Regions from separate parts of the Homo sapiens genome. Here region 1 is linked to region 2. A link is a loop called in an ENCODE intact Hi-C map of the cell type or tissue named here. Cell type or tissue: upper lobe of right lung. All regions are shown on one strand.

The links. Peaks named below come from ENCODE experiments on the same cell type or tissue, not always from the same donor. Only the 100,000 strongest peaks of a DNase experiment are listed, where the experiment ranks them.
Region 1: it touches region 2 in a loop (2.4-fold over the local background); 38 of 110 quality-filtered maps call a loop at or near these places.

Annotation. Positions count from the first base shown.
Region 1 is chr10:13,789,142-13,791,641 of GRCh38, reverse strand. The region is part of intron 5 of FRMD4A (FERM domain containing 4A); the gene reads left to right. Among named protein-coding and RNA genes, the nearest start is that of FRMD4A-AS2, 200 kb to the left of the region's middle. In upper lobe of right lung, no CTCF peak of the experiment used is centred here; a DNase peak (open chromatin) is centred at 1,103; H3K27ac peaks cover 207 bases.
Region 2 is chr10:13,943,749-13,946,248 of GRCh38, reverse strand. The region is part of intron 2 of FRMD4A (FERM domain containing 4A); the gene reads left to right. Among named protein-coding and RNA genes, the nearest start is that of FRMD4A-AS2, 47 kb to the left of the region's middle. RefSeq lists an enhancer at 1-268. In upper lobe of right lung, no CTCF peak of the experiment used is centred here; no DNase peak of the experiment used is centred here.

The sequences.
Region 1 (2,500 bases), 150 kb after region 2:
GATAAACCCTGTTCTCAGGCAATTTCGCGTCCATTTCCTCCAGCTTCTGAGATCCTATCAGCCCTGCCTGTCCTATTTTTTGGCCAATTCAGTGCAAATCCATTGTGCACCCTTCCAACTACTTCCTGACCCTGGACCACACCTCCCTTTGCTGCTCACACTTTCTCTCTCTCTCCCTTTCTCTCACACACACACCCACCCGCAGGGTTGGACTGGTCCTGCCACACACACACACACACCTTTTATTTCTACCCCCGAGCTTCTGAGTGTGTTCAGGAAAATGTTCATGCAACTTCAGGTTGGTTCATGGTTATTGTGATGAACCCCACACAGATCATCATATCTCTAGCCAGTTCTGCCAGGGGTGCCTGCTCAGGGTCTCTGTTCCCCACTGTGGTTTTACCTCTTGCTTCAGGTCCCAGATACTCAAGGCTTTTGCTCTAAGAAGATGTTGCTGCTTATGTTTCTGCAGAGAAAATAAAAGCCAGCACCAGGGAGCTCCTAGTCCTACTTCTTTATCCACAAACTTAATTGTATCTTTAATTGTGTTTTTGTGGCTTCTCAGTCCACTCACTGCACACACGCAAATGCATGAGCGTCTCAGAGGAAGACCCTTAGCCCATCATCCAGCACGCACTGATCCACGTGTACCTCAATCCCAGTCCCTTCTGTCACCTCACAGAGCTTCTCCCTCGAGCCTTTCCTCTCTTTTTCTCTATCTTCTCCTCCATGGATTCCTCCCCTTTGTGACCACGTCCCAATCTAACTGAAGAAAACGTCCTCTGTGATGCACAGCCTCCTCCAGCCAGTGCCCTCTGCTACCCCTTCTGCTCTGCTCACAGCAACCGCCGAGAGATGGGTCTGCACTTGCTGTCACCCCCTCCCCACAGGCCTCTCGTTCCTCATTCTGTGGTCGTCCAGCTTCTGGTGCCATCGTACCCCCTGGTCACTGGAGGTCTCTCGCCCCTAGCTCCACAGGCGTGCTTCTGCCCTGCTCCCATGTGGCTTCTGTGGCTCTGGGCTCATTCGAACATGCTCCCTTTCAGTTCCCCCGGCTCTGTGGCACTACACTCTCCTGGGCCACCTCCTCTTTGTCCCCTCTGTCCCTGGCTCGGGGCAGGTTCCCTGCTCTGCTCTGCTGTCCCTTGAGCCCTGGTGTCCACGAGGTCGTGTCTTGCTTGTCTTCTCTCCCTGCACCTTCCCCTGGTGTGATTTCACCCCCATCCACAGCTGCCACTGCAGTCTCTTTGCTGGAGACTCTCCGTCCTCTGCCCCAGTCCTGACCTCTCTCCCGAGCTCCAGGCCATCTCCACTGACTGGCATTTCCTCACAGATGCAGCTGGAATCTAATGATGTCGTCGTCTTTCTGCATCCAAATGTGCTCCCCTTTCGTTGTCACCTCCTTGTCTTTGTGATGGGCACCATCACCCCTGCAGCCCCCAAAACCAGAGACTTGGGAGTCAACCTTGACCTCACCGCTCCCTCCCGCTTGCCTCCTCCTGTTCCCTCAGTCACTACTCGCTGTTATTCCTGCATCTTAAACAGCTCCCTATCCATCTCTTACTCTCCATACACAGCCTAATAGTAATTAGGGCTTCCATAAACCTCTCCTGGACTCAAGATCTCCTTGTTCATCTCTGCGTCTGGCCTTGACCCCTTCCAAACTCCCCTATATGAAGACACTGAGCATCTTTCTAGAATTCTCATCTGATCCTTGCTCATAATTTTTTTCCAGCTTCCCATTATCCTCAGAAAAGGACATCTTTAGCGTGACTTGCATGATGTGACTTCTGCTTAACTGTCCAGCCTCACCTCTTCCCACTCCCCTCACCACACAACACACACACACACACACACACACACACACACACATTATAAGCAGCCAGCAGCGGTCAATATATGACCAAGAGCACCTTGAACTGCAAACCATTGTTTAGTGCTATAAGGCTTGGGAACAATGTCTCTCTGATATTGTTCACCAGGCAAGCTTTAGAAATAGGTCAAGAAAAAAATATAAGGAAAATATACACAACCCAAGGAAGTCTGCGTCATGTGTGTGTGTGTGTGTGTGTGTGTGTGTGTGGTCTTTTCATAGGCACAACTTTGTGCTCAGAATGAAGCCTACATGTCTGGATTATTCTTTAATTACATTTTCTTCTACCAAGTGTCCTGTAGTTCTGATCATCTCAACTCCTTGTAAGAAAATAAACAGAGATTAGATTTGCCTCTTCAGAATTTGAGTTTCACAGACAATAAACTGAAGCAAGCAGCAAAAAAATAAGAGAGGAGAAGTCCGATCGGGGAGGAAGGATTTTACAGCCAAGTCCACAGGCCGGATTCTTGGTATCTTCCCTGGCTGATGGAGACAGCAGCTGCTACTTCCTGTCACTCGCAATAACAATGATGGCATGGATCTAAAATGAGGTTCCTGCTAACCAGAACTTGCTATATTTCAGCTAGGTGTCCCAGTTAAGATTTTAGAGGCATTGAGATTCTAAGC
Region 2 (2,500 bases):
AGCATCTGCCTAAAGAGTCCAGCAGAGTTCATTCTCCTAGCTCTGAGGTGCAGGAAGAACTTGCATGTGCCTCTGACTTCACTGGCTCTCCCCAGGCATCTGGGTCAGGAAAGGGACATAAACCAGTGGCATCCCTTGATTGTCCCCCTTTTGATCCCAACTCATAGTTGTGAAGTCCATAATTATTCCACAGAGGGGCAGTCCTGTTTTTTACTTCCCTAACTACGTGCTGGTGCATTGCTCTGAGACGCAAGAAGGCAACTCCTAGGGAATGTGTAAATAATGCCTGTGCTCTGATTGATGGCTTTGTTTGCAGCCAGAGGAAGTTGAAACTGGGGCCTCTGACCCTGGCCTGGTCTGGCTTCTTCCTTGAAGCCTGCAGTCATGAGCAAGGAAATGAAGGATCACTTCCTGGGGATAACTGGATCAGGAGAAAGCAACAACAGCCAAATGCATAGTTCCCTCTCACTGTTTAAATGGGGAGGTGGCAAGATTTCCTGGGGTGACCCTGGCTCTATAATCAAGTGAGCTTTATTAAATGGCCGCATGGAGCATGTAAATTCTCCCAGCCCAGCTTATATAACACACTTTGTGAGAGGCGGAAACCAGTTCGAATTTGAACCTCTGCAGAGCCCTGCCTGGTAGATTTGCAGACAGCGGTGCCCATGAGACATCTGAAACTTTACGACTACATATTTAAGCATTTATGAGACTTGAACTGTGTTCCATTAAAATGGAAAAAAAAACTGCAAGGAAAAAAATCCTGAGACTTCCAGCAAGGGTAATTAGCCCCAAATGTTTCATAAAGGATTTGATAGCATTCTGGTTGTAAGCCCCTTTCCCCGGTCTGTCATAGGAGAGAAAGAGAAGAAAGAAACCTATTACAAATTCACCATTACTTAAAAAAAATCACATGACAAAACCAAGCAGCTGGACCCAGGTTTAGAAGAAGACTAACCATACAGACCCTATCCCAAAGTGACATTAAAATTTTACTGGAGAGAAAATATTTAAGATATGGACTTGGTTGTTTTTGTCATACCTACCAAAGAAATCCCTTCCTTTTTATGCCCCTGTTCATTCACTCAACTTCTTCCCTTTTGTTTCTAAGTTTGGCACTAGTCCGGCTGGCTTAGTGCCTTCCAACCTCCCACCAGGCCTGGGTCTATTTCTCTGTTACTCCCATTGTACTGTTGCTGGTGGAGAGACCGGAGGGGCGATCACTGGAATAGGAGATGTCCACGTAAAGCCAGTGTTAATCCCTGCCTAGGTGACATCACATAAATATGGCTCAACCTGATCACACTGAACTCCCCATGAAGAGGGCCACACCACAGGGTTCCCATCAGGCTATGTCTGGCAAAGACTCAGCTATTCCGTGTTCTTCATTGGAAGGATAAGAAGTTGCTTTCTATCTGACACTGTGTGCACAGACAGAGAAGGCACGTATCATTAGAATGTATTTTTTAAGCCTTTCTTTTTTACGGAAGGAACTTTCAGAATGATAAGTCAGCAAATGAGGCAGCATTAGTATGCAGAAATAGCTACAAATATATAACAGAAGAGTTTTCTATCTAATGTCAGGGAAAACACCTTGAATCTTATGCAGACCTGTCATGTTCTGTTGAAGGGTGTATGGTCCCAGTGGTCCCCAACTTTTTTGGCACCGGGGACCTGATTCATGGAAGACAATTTTTCCAAGGACTGAGGTTGGGGGATGGTTTCAGGATGATTTAAGCACATTACATTTATTTCTATTATTATTACATTGAAATATATAATGAAATAATTCTACAACTCAACATAATGTAGAATCAGTGGGAACCCTGAATTTGTTTTCCTGCTACTAGATGGTCCCACCTGAGGGTGATGGGAGACAGTGACAAATCATCAGGCATTGAATTCTCATAAGGAGCATGCAGCCTACATCCCTGGCAAGCACAGTTCACGAACAGGGTTCGTGCTCCTGTGAGAATCTAATGCCACTGCTAATCTGATGGGAGGTGGAGCCCAGGTGGTAATGTGAGCAATGGGGAGTGGCTGTAAATACAGATGAAGCTTCACTCTCTCACGGCTCGCCTCCTGCTGTGCAGCCAGTCTGTGGCCCAGGGGTTGGGGATCCCTGCTACATAAGATCCCCAAGAAATAAAGAGACAGCTCTGATGGTTTAGGTATTCACCTGCCCAAAGACAGACCTGGACAGATGGTCTCTTTTGGTTTGTCCAACTCTTTAATTCTGTTGTCTCTGAATGGTAGGAACATATCGAGTGCCCTTACTGATGGCCGGAGTTATTTATAGTCTCATCTTTTACGCTGTCACCTTGAAGGTGCCTTTCTTCCCACTGAGCAGGGCCACTCTGCTCCAGTTCATCTGAGTCAGACTTTCCACAGCAATTTATCCGATCCACACCAACCTATTTCCATACCAAGTATTTTTAAAGACATAAGCAATATTTGGTTTCTTTGTTATCTAAACAGAAGGAAAATCATTTGCTTTAAA